Regions from separate parts of the Mus musculus genome. Here all the other regions are linked to region 1. The links are chromatin loops, found by intact Hi-C in ENCODE. Cell type or tissue: left cerebral cortex. All regions are shown on one strand.

Region 1 (5,000 bases):
ATTTTATCACCAGTGCTGGGGTGATCAGGGACCAGCACTTAGCTCCTCATATGCCAAGGGAAACGTCCAGCCTCTTCCTGTCTATCAGAACAACCCACAGCTCGTGTTAGCTTTCCCATAGCTGGGGGACTAGACCGTCTAATATAACTCAAAGGAAGAAGGATTTGTTTTTCAAATCGTTTCAGGGATTCTAATCTATGTTGGGGACCAGTGGTGAGAGTATTGTAAAGCAGAGAATTTCACATCATAGCAAGAAGGAAGAAGAACAGAGCAGCAATCAGGAGGGGCTGGGGCAAGACTACACCCCTAAGAGCACACACCCAGCGTGGAGGACAGAAGGGAGGACGGAGGACTCCACCTATCATCTATATACGTGCCTGGGGCCAGGTGTGCCCTCTCCTGTGCCTAGCCTTACACGCCCACAGCTTGGCCTTCCCTGTTATATAGAGAGGGAAATGAGAATGTGAGAACGGCCACACTGTGTGTTCTTCACAGTGCTGCTGAGCCAGCCAAGGTGATGGTGAGCCTGCTAGAACCTCAGCTGGGGCCACAGCCCAGCAAGCACTAGAGCTGAGCTGTCTCCAGCTATGGTGGTGTGACCCAGACCTGTAGACCTGGCTCATGGTGGTCATCTGTTCCCTAATGTGAAGCCAATGCAGGCGCTTGAAGTTACGGAATAAGAAACTGCCTGGGCGTGGCTGGAGAGATAGCTGGCTCTTGCAGTGATTATGCACGGCTGTGATCTAAGCTTACAGTACTCTTCCCCCCCCCCCCCAGAGTCATGCACGTGTTTACTTATGTTGTAGTAATAAGTGCTGAAAACAGGAAATAGGTTGGAAGTAACCTTATAAAACAGACATTTGCCATACATGGTAAAAGCAACATACAAATATTGTTTTCTGGGCCAACTGGGTCAGTTGGGGTTAGCTGGTGTCAGTTGGGTCTAAGCGCTGGAACCTGAGGTAACAGACATCCAAGCCTCTGCCTTGAGCCCTTAGGGAATGAGTAGAGAGGGCAGCAGCTGGGCCTTCGGTATTCTTTAAGATCCAAGCCTTTCAGCCAGTATCCAATCAGCCATTCCCACTGTGCTCTCCACAGATCAGGAGCTAAGATGCAGGTCGATTTATAGAGAGGGGTGGGTGTCTCAAACACACACTAGCTACTGACTTCTGGATGTGTCTCTTCATCTCCTACCAGCTGCATCCCTGAGCCAGGTAACTGGAATTACAAATGCCTGGCTGCTGAGTGACGCGAGACACACCTGTAAACTGCCCCTCCCCCTTTCTCCCTAAAATGGAAAATCTTTTACACCTAATGTAGAAGTGGGATTGGTTTTGAAGTGTTGGCTATTTAGCCGTGAGATTAACCACGAACCTGCAGGAGTAGAGGCTCAAAGGATTTTGTTTGAACCGGAAGGGAGGTGGGCAGGAAGGGGACACCTAGAAGATGATAAGTCAAACCTTAAGGAAGGGTGGCAGGGCTTTCTGGCTCCACAGGAGTGAGCGAGGCTGACCTGGCAAGCTTGGTTTCTCTGCACTCCATGGACCCCACGGCATCCAGACTGTTTCCTTAATTTCCCTCTAGCTTACGGCCTCGACCTCATTATAGAACTTGGCATCTCTCCACTGGTTAGCATCATTTCCTCCATGCAGAAGTGTCACCTCATGTCATTGCCGAGGAGCCCCCAGGGACACCTGTTTGTCACTGGGAGACACTCCACATTCCCCATTTGCTTCCGCTATTCCTTGCCCAGGCCTGAGATCCGGCTATGACCACATTGTGAGCTGCACATGGGTCCTCTGCACATGGGTCCTCGGCTCTGGCCACTTGGAGCTATTCCTTCCCTGTGTCTCTGTGCTGTGTGTCTGCTTCCTCCATCCTTCAACCCTCTGGATAATTCATATTCAGCTTCTAAACTCATTTTGGTGGCATTTCCTTTGCAAAGCCTTTCCTAAATGGCCTTTATGTTCCTGACTTGGGTGAGGCCTCTTTTTTGTCCTATGGGACCCCTTGTTTTTTCTGCATGGTGTCCTTTATACTGTACCGTATATTCCTGATATCTGTCCACCACCACCACTGTGCCTTAAATGTGGGCTCTGGTATTTACTAGAGCAAGATGTCATTTGTAAATTAAATGCATTCCCTGACTAGCCTCCTTGTCCTAGGGCCATCTTGCAATGCACCTTGATGTCCACAAGGGGGCAGGCTCCCTAATGGGGCCTCGCGGTTTCTAGTCTGTCTTGAATTCATGCCAGCATGTGTTCTCAGAAAGCATGACTAAAATTGGGCATTTTTTTTTTCTTCTCATTGAAATAGAGCAGGCCTGCTGCTGTCAAAAAAGCTATCACAGACCCCGTTTGTCCGTAATGTGCAGAAACTATTTTTAAAATCGTATGTGCTACTGTCCCGAAAAGCACAGAAGTCATGTGGGACTTTCTCCCCTGCCCCCACTTTAAATCCCACTTTGCTGATTCACAAGTTTGGAAAGTACAGAGAGGAAAGACTAGGTCAGATAATGACGCTGGTTGCAAACGTCTATCTTTGTGGCCTGAACTCTGTGACCTCTAAATGTCCCCAGGACCAAGTGTGCAGAGTAAGGAGACCACAAGGTAGGACCCCAATTCCTGGTGAATTTGTCTCTGTGAATTTTCTATTGGGGTCTATTAGGGGTTGTGGCTGTCACCTACGGTGTCACCTACGGGGTTTAATAAAAGCTCCCTTTGACCCTCCCCCATCTTCCGCACAGCGAGGAAACGCCTGGTCCCCGAGCTTGTCTGCTTCCCAGTCCCCACTTCTCTGTTGAATGTGTCATTTTATGCCTGTGCATGGTGTGCTAAATGCCAGGAGCTGGGCCACAGCTGTCACAGTGAAAACGAAATTGAAAAAAAAAATGCCACCCAGGCTGGTTCTTGGTGTTCCCGGGAACTGGATGTGTTTGCTGCATTTCTGTGGCAGGGTGTGTGATCCAGACTGTGAATGGCAAGCAGACGTGGTTCTGAACCCTCAGTCTGCGGAGAAAGGGGACTGGATGCCATGGATGCTAACACTCAGCTGCCTGGAGGGTCATCCCACGCCTAGAACAAACAGACCCTCGCTCCAGCAGTCTCGGGTCTCCAGCCCCACTTCCAGGCCTGCAGGAGAACAGGGACTACCAGGTACACTGACTCTGGGCCTTGATAGCTCTGTCCCTACATATCCCAGGCACCAGCATCCATGGGCTGTCCTAGGGATCCTGTGGCACAGCCTGGTACCAGAATACACGCCCTGGACTGTCCAGGGAAGCAGAAACAGGCAGAATCACAGGCAGGTCTCGAGTTTGGTCCAAAGCAAAGTTTGGTCTGTTGTTTCCTAGTTCTGTCGCGAAGAACTCGGGGATGGCAAGGTTCATCTCATAGAGTTGTTATGAGTATTAAACTACTTTACCTTTAATCACCTGACACTTAGCAACTCACAACCATCGGCCACTGCTACCTTCGAACAGGATTCGGCAGTTCTGTAAGGGGTTGAATGAGACCCTAGATGATATATAAAGTAGTGACATGGTGGTCTCTAATAAAGCTTTATTTATATGGTCTAATGTCTAAGAGGATGCTTGCTCTGGTGACTGCACAGCTGAAAGGTGGGAGAGGGGCAGAGAATACAGAGTCAGCTATGTAGTATGGGGAAGGAAGGAGAGAGATATTCTTTTTTGTTTTTTGTTTTTTTGGTTTTTCGAGACAGGGTTTCTCTGTGCAGCCCTGGCTGTCCTGGAACTCACTTTGTAGACCAGGCTGGCCTCGAACTCAGAAATCCACCTGCCTCTGCCTCCCGAGTGCTGGGATTAAAGGCGTGCGCCACCACACCCGGTGAGAGAGATATTCTTGTATAGGGTTCAGAAGGGCTGGTACAGGCAGGAGCCTCTTAAGGGAGTCTCGGATACCACCTCCGGACTTAGGGACCCTGTGTCCCTCATATGTATACAGCATTGCTGTGCAATGAGCACTCTACCTCAGAGGAGGTTCAGAGTTCCCTCTCAATTAATTAAAGAGTTTCTACAGTTGGCTGTTTCTAAGATTCACTGCCAGGCTGAGCCACCTCGTGCATTAGTGAAGACAGGACAACCAAGGAGCCTGTGCAGACATGGAGGGCACATAGTAGGGCTCATGGAGCTGGCAGACACTGAAATGTGCCCAAGTCACCAGGCTTCTCCTGCATTATCACTGATTCAGCGTGGTTCTGGCTCCTTTTTGCCACACAGAACTCTCCAGGCTACGTCCAGTGCTGCCTTTGAAGCGGCCTTGTTTCAGCCTGTTTCGCCCTCCAGACCCACAGGATAGACGACAGTCCCAACACCCCAATTCCCTGTCAGTGGAAGGGGTAGGGGTGGGGGGAAAGACCAGCCAGAGGGTGTGGCCATGGAGTTGCTCCCTGGGGTTTAATGACAGGTGGTGATACTCCTTCCCTCCTCACCTCCTGGGATGAATGGCAACGGTAAGCACAGTCTAGGCTGTCAGACATGGCTGGGCCATCGCAAAGACTCCTCTCCGGAGGTTGATGCAGCAGGAGTGAACTGGATACAGATTCTTGCCCTGCCTCCCCAAGATGCTTGTTCTGTCCCCATCCAGGAAGAGCACCCACCCCTGAAGACGCCCCATGAAATGACGTTGGTCACAATTGCTACCCCATGTGCCAGCAGGACCAGCTTCTTGTGAGCCCAGGATTAGGCAGTTGGTACCAAAAATGGTCTTGAGATGCAACAGGCAACGGGCCACCCACTTCTCTGGATGCTCTCAGGTCTGCTAGAAAGATGACTACAGGTCAAGGGGACGAGGGCTCTGTGACAGGGTGACTATGGTCCCCTGCAGGTATCAGCCTGGAGGGCAGAGGTACTTGAGCCCATGTGATGAGGAACAATGTTATGTCTGAGGACAGGGATGTGGTCTGTCAGATGGCTCTGGGCAGCATGTACAAAGAACGTGGATGGTCCAGTCACTCAGTCAATGTAAGTTGCTACTGAGGGT
Region 2 (5,000 bases), 120 kb before region 1:
TGGGGCGGAGCTTAGACAAAATGCTAACAGGGAGCTCCCGAGTTTGTGGAACCCAGGCCACAATGGCAGGTGGAGGGCCCTGGGCAAGACTTTTTGTTCCTTCTGTTTCTTCCCCCAACAAAAAGCACAAAAGCACCATTGTATTTTATCCAGTTCAACAACCACTCCGTGAGGGAATCTGTTTACAGGTCATTGCCCTAGGCTCTGGCTTGCCTGGGGTATAAGATACTCTTCCAGCTGAGAACCTCATTGCAATTTGCAGTGGTGCCTAGTTCCCTGTAGAGAGAGGCTGAGGTATGCTCAAGGGACACTCAGAGAGATGAAGGGCGGTGAAAGACTCCGAGAGCTCCAGGAAGCCTCAGCTCAGAGGCCACCTTCCTGCGGATTACCTCCGAGCTCTTTGGTAGACCCAGGGCTGATTAACAGCAGTAGCAGGCTTTTAGTTTCCTATGCGCCATATAAAGAGACCGACTCCAGGCTCACCCTCTGTGCGCAGTGAGAGCTTGGCACCCTGTAGGTCTCCATCTCCTCTTCTGAGAGAACACAGTAGGCACTCTGCTTTTGCCTGTGAAATGACTAGGAGCTGCTATTCTTGCAGGGTCTTTGTGATCAGGGAGGACTTGAAGAGCTAGGATCATGGAGGTGACACTGGGAAAGCAAGTGGTAAAGACACCAGCCTGTGGAGGTGTCCCTCACTCTGGGTCCTCTGTGGGACATCTAAGCAGCAGCCCACACCCACCCCAGAATTCTAGTTTTGCACGAAGACTCTTCTTTAGGACCAAGCCCCCTTACCCAGGGCTTCCACCACAGTGTCCGGATATTTGTGTGGGCTTGAAGGGAGATGTGGTCACCTCACAGTCCTTTCTCTCCCTCTCCCTGTAGGTCTGCCGCTGAACCTGTTGTTTGTAGTCCTGAGTGAGCTCTAGAACCATCAGGGGAGCTGTTTAGAAGTACCGGGCTTTATGTAATTGGCCAGAATGCAGGGGTCAGAGGCAGCCTCATTTCTCCAGCTTCTCTGATGATAGTTGCAGCCCTGTCTGTAACAGAACTTCCTGCCCCCCCCCCCCCCCCCACCTCCCGCTGCAGCCAGCATTCTGCTTGCTTTGATCTGCTCCAAGCCGGCCCGCACCAGCCTTTCTTTCGGGCGGGGCTCCTGCGCTTCTCCCTGTCCCTCCGCTCTTTGGTGTCTCACGTCTCTGAGCCCTCTCAGTACTGACTTTATACACGTCCCAGCAGACTGCTGCCGTGTGAATTACAGAGAGCAGAGCCATAGAGACTGCGCCTGGGAAACAAATTAAAACACTCAATCATTCAGCCAAGACAGGGAACAGGGGTAGAAAGACACTCAGCCCCTAGAGAGGGGCCAGGGAGGGATCCGGAGAAGGGAAGAAGTGGCTGGATCACAAGATGATATTTATGAAAAAAAGTCGCTGAGGCAGACTGAGGAGGAAGAGGAGGAATAAAGGGCGCACAGTAGGGGGCATCTGACAAAGGGTCCTAGTGATGGTTACTATGGATTGTCAATCGATAGGATCTAGAATCACCCCGGAGACAAATCTCTGGGCACCCGTATGAGGGAGTTTCTAGATCAGGTTAATTAACAGCCAGGCTGAAATGAAGGGAGAAAGCAGGCCCTTCTCTGCTTCCTGACTGTGGACACAAAGTAACCAGCTGCTTCGGCACCTGGGACTAAACCTTCCCTGCCAAGATGGACTTCATCCCTTAGAATTCAGTGAAAGTAACCCCTCTCACTTCAGAGGAGGTCTCACCATATAGCCCTGGCTGATCTGGAACTCACTATATAGGCCAGCCAGACCTCAAATCCAGAGAGCTACCTGCTTCTCCCTCTTAAATTCTGGGATTAAAGGCGTTTGCCGCCACGCCCTGAAGACTCTCCTTTTTATGTAGCTATTGTCAGGGAGTTGGTTGAAGGGATGAGGCAGATAACAATACAGTCCAATCTGATGAGGACCACCTCTGAGGAGGGGTAGGACAGAAGACACCTAGCAAGGAAGGTCCAGTATGCCCACTGTTTGTGCCAACTGGGTATGTGTGATATTAGCCAGATAGCAGTGGAGTGTTGGGTCCTGGGGAGATGGCTCAGCAACCAAAGTGCTGTGTGAATGTGAAGCTTGGAGTTCAGACTCCCAGACCGCATGCAAATGTTGAGTGGGTGGGACAGCTGCCTGTAACTCCAACCTCAGAAACTTAGGATGAGATTCTCTCAAGCAAATTGGCTAGTGAGAATGGTCTAAGAGTCACCCCACAAACCACATGAACACCGATCTCATTCAGACAGGGACAGTGTTGTGATCATAAAAAGAGAAAGGGCTATTACGATATGTTCTGGCGAGGTGTGGGGGGATGGGGTGCCTCAGTGGGCCCATACCAAGGCATTTCTTCCCCCTGAGAGACCAGACCCACACTGGTATAGTATAGAATAGAGTTTATTCAGGGCATGGGGAGGGGAGTTAAGAGGGTAGCAGAGGTGGAGAAAGGCAGGGGGAGGCGGCCATGTGGAGAGAGGGGGGAAGGGAATGTGGAGAGAGGGGGAGCAAGGGGACAAGAGGCAAGGGAGAGAAGCAGGAGTAAGAGAGGAGGGGACAAGCAGCCCCTTTTATAGGCCAGGCCTACCTGGCTGTTGCCAAGTAACAGTGGGGTGGGGCATACCTGGCTGTTGCCAGGTATCTGTCGGGGTGGAGTCCATACAACACCAGCAGATGGTGTATTGAATGCACACCCTAAGATTGATCTATTAGGGCTGTAGCTCAGATCTCGGGGGCTGAGGCTATGACTCTAAACATTTTTTCTATGTCAGTTTATAAAGGTTAAAACCACAAAACCACAATGAGCTCATACCCAGGTGCTGGAACGAGTGCTGCCTGACTCAAGTATTTTAGGCATAACAGTTCATGTTGACCTTTAATTTGATGGGCCCTACATGAAGCTTATAGTTGTGGAATTTCTTAATATTAACAAACTTCATAATATACATAACATAACAGGGTATGGGGTCACATGACCCTGCTCTGAGTCAAGTTATTCTTCTGCATCAGTGACTGGCAACAGTATGAAATAGCTGGCAGTTATGGGACAAAATGGCTGCAGCCATGCTAGGGGGTTTCAGCAAGACTCGCCATATTGGTGAGCTCTGGGTTTGACTGTCAGAAATGTTACCTTCCTGGCTGTAGCTCTTTGGGGCCTGACTGCCCAGTGTTCCTTCCCTGAAGAGCTAGACTCTTGCCCTCCACCCCCTACCTCCTACCCCTGGACCTCCCATCTATAGTCAAGGGCTCCTCAGGGCTCACCAATCAAATTTTCATTTCTTTTTCTATTTTTCCTTTTTCTTTGTTTTTTTTGTTTTTCCCTTTTTCTTTTCTTTTCTTTTCTTTTTCTTCTTTCTCTCTTTCTCTTTTTCTCTCTCTCTCTCTCTTTCTTTCTCTCTCTCTTTCTTTCTTTCTTTCTTTCTTTTTTTTTTTTTTAAGACAGAGTTTCTTTGCATAGCCCAGACTGTCCTGGTACTCGATCTATAGACCAGGCTAAGCTCGAACTCACAGAGATCATTCTGCTTTTGCCTCCTAAGTGCTGGGATTAAAGGAGCGTGCACCACCACCCAGCTCAACTTTACTTTTATACAGCGCTAAGTGGTACCCCATGAGCACCCCCAGCTCTGAGCAGAGGACTGGGACCGGAGCACAAAGATTCAACATCTTATCTGGTGAGCCAAGTGCACCTGCTGGGGGTTCAATGCATGTACTCGATGTCTTAGTTACTTTCCTGTTTCAGTGAGAAAATACCATGACCAAAAGAAAGCATTTACTTGGGCCTATGGTTTTGACGGGTTAGAGTCCATAAAGGTAGAGCGATGGCATGGTGGCAGGAACAGCTGAGAGCTCAGGTCTCACAAGCAGGAGCTGGAGAGAGCTAACAACACCAAGAATGGCTAGAGGCTTTGGAAGCCTCAAAGCCAGCCCCCAGTGACATACTTCCTCCAGCAAGGCCACACTTCTTAGTCTTCTCCAAACAGCCACCAAAACTAGAGACTAAGTATTCAAACCTATGAGCCTAGAGCCTTAGAGTAAGTACCTGGAAACTACCTGGGAGCTGCCACGAAGAAAATCAGCTACTGGTCGTAGATCTGTTCAGCGGAGCTCTGTCTGCAGAGGTTCTCTGATCACGTGGTAGGAGGACCTAGTTAGGAGTCCCGGCAGTGAGCAAGGCTTTGGGGGATGGTGGGTTGGTTAGCAGGTACCCTGGGCCTTTCCCACTGTCTAGGCAGTCAGATGCTCACATTGTTTTGGGCTGAGACAAATATTACCACCACATCTCAAGGCCAGCTTGGTTTAAGGGTATGACAATGGACCCATTATCTCGCTCTCACGTTTGTTCTCGCTCTCGCGCACTCTTGCTTTGCTCTCTCCCTCTCTGGCTCTCGCTTGCTTGGTGGAGGAATTTCTGTGAAATTCCTAGTAGCTCAGTTACTTGGTTACATAACCTATATATTGCTTCTCTCATTGCTTTAATACATATTTGACTAAAGTGACTTAAGGAAGGGAGGGTTTACTTAGGTTCATGGTTCGAGGGTACAGTCCCGTCACGGTGGGGAAAGTGGGGAAGGTTGGTGGTTGTGTTGCAGCTAAAGTGACGAATGGGAAGGAGAGGGACACTTAATCATCTTATTTCCCCCTTTCCTTTCAGTTTGTTTGTTTGTTTGTTTTCGAGACAGGGTTTCTCTGTGTAGCCCTGGCTGTCCTGGAACTCACTCTGTAGACCAGGCTGGCCTCGAACTCAGAAATCTGCCTGCCTCTGCCTCCCGAGTGCTGGGATTAAAGACGTGCACCACCACCGCCTGGCTCCATTCAGTTTGAGATCCCAGTCCTTTGGATGGTGTCACCTATAGTTAGGTTAAATTGTCTGTCCTTAGCCCTCTTTGGAAATTCTCTCACACGTGCCCCAAGATATGACTCCTAGGTGCTTCTAAAGCTAGTCAAATTGACAAT
Region 3 (5,000 bases), 250 kb after region 1:
CATTGCCAAAACCTGTGGCAGAAGCAACAGGCAGTTTCAGAAGGTTCAGGCTGTGGGTCCTGACAGTTTCTGGGCCTGCAGTGAAGCATCTGTCATGGTGCTTGTGTATGTGGTAGCAGATTCTTCATCGAGTGTGAGAGGAACCTGCTGAGAATGGCTGCTGTTCTGTGCAGTTTCAGAGGAGGAGCTGAGCACAGACCTCTGTCTTGTGCAGGGACATCTGAGCTGCCTGTCCTATGAGTAGGCACCTACCTTCCTACATAGACAGCAGAGGACCTGTTAGGTCTTCCCCGGGGAGAAGACACCTCAGGGAGCTTTGTCTCTTTCTTTTTGTTTCTCTCCCTCTTCCTCCTGGGCTGCAGTGCCTGGGGGATGAGGCTGCTATTGGATGCCAGTATTATCTAGAAGTACACTGTTAGTACCCACGCAGAGGACATTAGCCATGTCTGTCTGTCTGCTCTATGTGGACTTTCTTAGCAGAGTGAGTGAGCCATGTGTATTAATTACAGTGGACTTTAGGGCTGAGGATGTGGTTCAGGGAGTGGAGATCTGGCCTAGCACACACACAAGACCCTGGGTCCCTCCTGAGTACAGGTGGGGCCTGGTCTACAGTGCCTGGTTCCTCAGTACTCTTGTCTGGTTGCTTATGCAGAGGCCCTTTCCAGCCACGTGTTGTAAACAAGCCCTGGGATTTCACCATGCAGAGCAGCACCAGCAGGAGTGGTAGCCTGCTGTTCCACTCTCAATGCTACCCAGCCTGCTCATGAAGGCTCCTGTGGTTAAAATCTTTGCTTTCCACCTGTGGTGACTGGTAGGGAGTGGAGTGACTGTTTCTTTGGTGACTTCCAGAGGGACCTGAATGGGGAGGCTAGGTGAGGCTCCTGAGTTACCCAGAATAGGCTCCCAGCCTGGACACAGGCCCGCTGGACCTCTGCTTTGCCTGCGGGAGAGTTCTGTGCCCTGTCACTTCCCTTCCTTGGTGGCAAAACCACTTTTAATGAGAAGTATTAGGAACTTTCTGTGTATGGGCAGTGTGCCGTCACAGGCCAGGAGGAAGGTCAGGCTGCCAACAGTGGTTCTCTCCTCTCAGTGACATGTGGAGATCAAGCCTTCTAGACACAGAACACACACAGTAGAAGAGGCAGTGCTGTGTGAGGTCCTTGGGTGCAGAAGCAAGGTATCTGAAGATGGCAGAAAAATCCCAGCCTGGAATTCCCCTTCCCAGAGTTAGTTATCCCAGGTTTACCTGGTTCTAGGTGAAGCTGAGCTGGGCAGGGGATTCCAAGAATCTCATTATACCAGGCCCATGAAGGGGAGCCAGTTTATTCTGGGTTCATAGAACCGGGGAGATCATGATCACTGGTAGGGTGAGCTTGTTCTTCCCTCCTGGTCTGCCTGCTGCAGGAGCCTGCCCCTCTCTTGGCAGCTCCTAGGTCTGGTGCAGCTACTGATGGAGCCAGAGGCCTCCTTTCTAGAATGTTCCTTCAGGCATTTGTTTAATAACTGTCTCCCCACCCCCGTGGTAGAGTTTGTGCTTTGCCTGGGAGCCCAGAAGCAGGCAGGGACAGTTTGACCCAGCGCTGTGCGGCCGGGGGTAGGTGTAGGGGGCTCTGACTGCTGTGTGTGCGGCTGGATGTCGTCTGCCTTTTCTGTGGGCGTGTCTCTAAGCTGGAAGGACTCCACAGGGACCTTGGTGACTGAATGCTGCCTGTCCTCCTTTCTTTTGCTAAGTTAGATATTGTGTTAGGTAGGGCGAGGAAGACAGTTGGCGGGAAGTTAATGTTTAATTAGGACTCTGGCTCCCAGTGCCCAGTGCCATCCAGACTGGCCTGGGTAGGCGGAGTGTTAAAGGGCTGGTGCCTGCCCCACCAGACATCCACAGTAGCACCCTATCCCAGGGCACCACCAGCATGTCTTGGTTGTCGCTGTGGCTTCTTCCAGTTTGGCTTGTTCTGCCCCATGTGTCCAATGCATGTGCCTTCCCACAGGATTTGAAGACAGTGCACACACCCGAGATGGAAAGTGCTTTCAATTTTTACATTGATTTTTATTTTAACTATGCTGGGCTAAATGCATTAGAATTCACTCTCCATGTTTCTTCTCGCCTGTTTTTTAATGGCCTCCAGAAATCTTAAAAGTCATGCATGTAGTTGACACGAGACTTCCTTTGTCACCATGGGCCTGATTGTTTTGAATAAACAAGCTGTTTTGCTGCCATGTCTTGGACCTGAGAGTGTGGGCACTTGACACCTTTGGTTCTCTTAGTGACCTCTGTGATAGGAACGGCTGGTAAGGTGGGCAAAGTAGAGCATGCACTGCCACCTAGTGGCAAATAAATATAGTATTAAATGTGTAAAAGAATTACCTTTTAATTAAAAAGCATTTAAAAAGTTACTTGAGTGTTGTGTTTTTGGTTTTTGTTTTTGTTTTTGTTTTTTGAGACAAGGTTACCATATATACTCCTGGATATTCTGGAATTTGCTTTGCATCCTTGGGTGGCCTTGAACTATGTTAGACCTCGTGCCTCAGCCTCCAAAATGCTGGGATGACAGCATGTGTGGCCACACACAGCCTAAATTTCTTTCTATACATTTTCAGCAAATCCAGCGTTTTTCTGTAATGCATTGATTATTGTAGAAAGACTGGAGAAGAGTTTCATAGCCCTTGCCCCGTCTCTGAGTGGTATGCCGTCCTGTACAGCCTTTGGGAAGGGAGCTTCCAGGAAGGTGTGGGCCCTGAGCCAGACTCCCAGGCTCTCTGCCTGGCCTCAGCCATACCTCCTGGGAGGGAAGACCCAAGGGCTATTGTTCTCGGTCACTATCAGTGCTGCCAGCATGGGAGTGGGGGGGGGGGTTCTGTTCTGGCCCCAGGGACTTCAGCTGGGACACCCCGTGTTTTTGCTGTTGTTGAACGTCCCAGGTTTTACTGCTACCTGTTGCATATCGATACAGTGATTCAAGACTACTGGATGCTCTTGCAGACTTGAGTGAGTGGCTGTCTTCTATAGTTGTATTTCCAGGAAGTGGTCCACAGACCAGGCTTGCTCTGTCTTCCTATTTGTGCTGGTTCCTTCCAATATGGAGTCTGCCTGTGTTTTCGCGAGTGTGGGTTGTCACAGGTGATGGATGAGAGCTGCGCAAACTCACAGGCAGCACTTGCTCAGAGCTGACTGTCCTACAACCACCAGTGTGTGTTCTTTCCTACTCCCTATTGGGAGTACCCAGCGAATGTTAGTACATTGCAGTGGTACCTGCCTGCTGGTCACCAGGCCTGGTACCTACCTGGGTGGTCCCAGCCACTCAAGCACCTGCTTTCTTACCCTTCCAGGTCTGGCTGTAGGTCTGGGAATTGGGGCGTTGGCTGAAGTTGCCAAGAAGAGTCTGCGTTCTGAGAACTCCACAGGTGAGCAGGGCCCTGTGTACAAAGGGTGGATGATTATGTGAGGTCATCATTGTCATTGTCCGGACCACCCCATGCCCTCCCAGAGCTTCCTCAGGCAGGAGTCCTCCGAAATGTAGTTCCTGTGGATGTAGTTCCTGCGGTTGAGTGATTGGTAGACTGACTTGCTTAGAGAGTTGGAGGATTGGAGAATTGGCGATGGCTCCCGCCTTCAGCCCCAGCTGACCCCCTCCCCCCAGCCCCTCTGGCTCCCTTAGCATGCCCACACTCTTGTTACCACCAGCATGTGCACCTCCATACTTGCTTGCTTGCCCACCATTCGTTCCTGCTCTCCTCTCCTGCCCTGCTCCCGAGGACCTATGAATTGTGATCTGCCGAGGTCAAATGCAAAGCTCCTTTGTCCCCGTGGGTAGGGATATAGGTATGGGGACAGACGTATTGTATCATTCCTTCATTGAACATGGCTCAGAGAGGCTGGGGCCATTCCAGAGACAAAGACCAGACCACCTCTGTTCTCTGCCGCCCAGGATCTGGCCCATCAGCCTTGCCTGGAACACAAGTTCAGTGACCACTTGTGGCTGTACAATCTAGAGAATGTTCTGCATTCAGTCCCCACCAAACCCGAGGGGTTTCCTGATGCTCGGATTCTGGCTGGGGAAGGAGCCGTGTGAGCCCCTCTCTGAGGGTAGATGGCTGGGAGTTTACCCAGCAGAGCCATTAGGGGTTCCTAATCGGTGGATTTTCCAAGTGCATCTGAGGTTCTGGTCCCATACTCTCCTGAAGGTTCCTCACAGCTCTCACACCCATTCACAGGACCTCTTGGTACTCATGGTCTGAGGGGCCTGAGGGGGTGTACCAGCTCTCCAGACAGCACTTCACTCACGGGGTTCTCAGGCTCCAGTCCTAGGATGGACACCTTGTGTGTTCTTGGAAGGGACCAGAGAACAGGGGATTTAGCGTGGGTATTTTTAGTGCTGGTGCTTAAGTACTTTGGGATGTGAAACCCGTGGTTTTTTCTGGTTGAGAAGCTAGCTTTCCCAAGATCCAGCACCTCCTGCCAACCACTTTCCATCCTACCTCGTCTAAGAGGAGAGAGGTCAGCCTACCTTCAAGGGCATAGCTGGTGTCCTTTTTCAGGGACTCTAGAGACTAAGGCTTCGGTTCCTTTAGCCTTGCCAGTAGGTCCTGAGGCATTACAGAGTAAATGGCCTTGGGAGATGTACCTACTCAGGCTCATAATCTGCCTACAGTGCCCTGATCTTTAAGCTGCTGTCCAGGCTAGTAAGCTCTGCCCAGGAGACCCTGTCCTGCATTGGGCATACCACCATATTTCTGGCTTGTCCTGCTTGGTTCGGGCCATTCTGGGTGGGAGACATGTCAGCCTATGAGGATCAGCCCACTGTGGGGTGGAGACGCCCAGAAAAAGCCAGTTGGGTTAGACACCATCTCCAAGTACCAGGAGATGGTGCTCAGCTGAGGTATGGTTTGTGTATAGGTGAGCGACAGTTTCCCCTCCTTTGTCCTAGAATTAGTGGCCTTGCCTGTGTTCACTCCTGTCTTCCTAATCCTGAGTCCCAGGACCTGGGGAGGACAGGGGAGGG

The links. Peaks named below come from ENCODE experiments on the same cell type or tissue, not always from the same donor. Only the 100,000 strongest peaks of a DNase experiment are listed, where the experiment ranks them.
Region 2: it touches region 1 in a loop (5-fold over the local background); 32 of 42 quality-filtered maps call a loop at or near these places.
Region 3: a loop joins it to region 1, with 2.6 times the contacts of the local background. A loop is called at or near these places in 7 of 42 quality-filtered maps.

The regions. Positions count from the first base shown.
Region 1 is chr1:180,425,746-180,430,745 of GRCm38, reverse strand. No RefSeq gene overlaps it. Among named protein-coding and RNA genes, the nearest start is that of Gm39712, 20 kb to the right of the region's middle. In left cerebral cortex, a CTCF peak has its summit at 2,183 (motif pointing right); DNase peaks (open chromatin) are centred at 1,610, 2,254 and 2,881; H3K27ac peaks cover 593 bases.
Region 2 is chr1:180,544,174-180,549,173 of GRCm38, reverse strand. All of the region lies in intron 3 of Gm31986 (a long non-coding RNA gene), which reads left to right. Among named protein-coding and RNA genes, the nearest start is that of Parp1, 22 kb to the left of the region's middle. In left cerebral cortex, no CTCF peak of the experiment used is centred here; DNase peaks (open chromatin) are centred at 1,191 and 2,144.
Region 3 is chr1:180,172,653-180,177,652 of GRCm38, reverse strand. It overlaps Coq8a (coenzyme Q8A), which reads left to right. Exons shown (of 15, transcript NM_023341.3): 5 at 3,328-3,402. Among named protein-coding and RNA genes, the nearest start is that of Coq8a, 21 kb to the left of the region's middle. In left cerebral cortex, CTCF peaks have their summits at 2,333 (motif pointing left) and 4,837 (motif pointing right); a DNase peak (open chromatin) is centred at 2,299.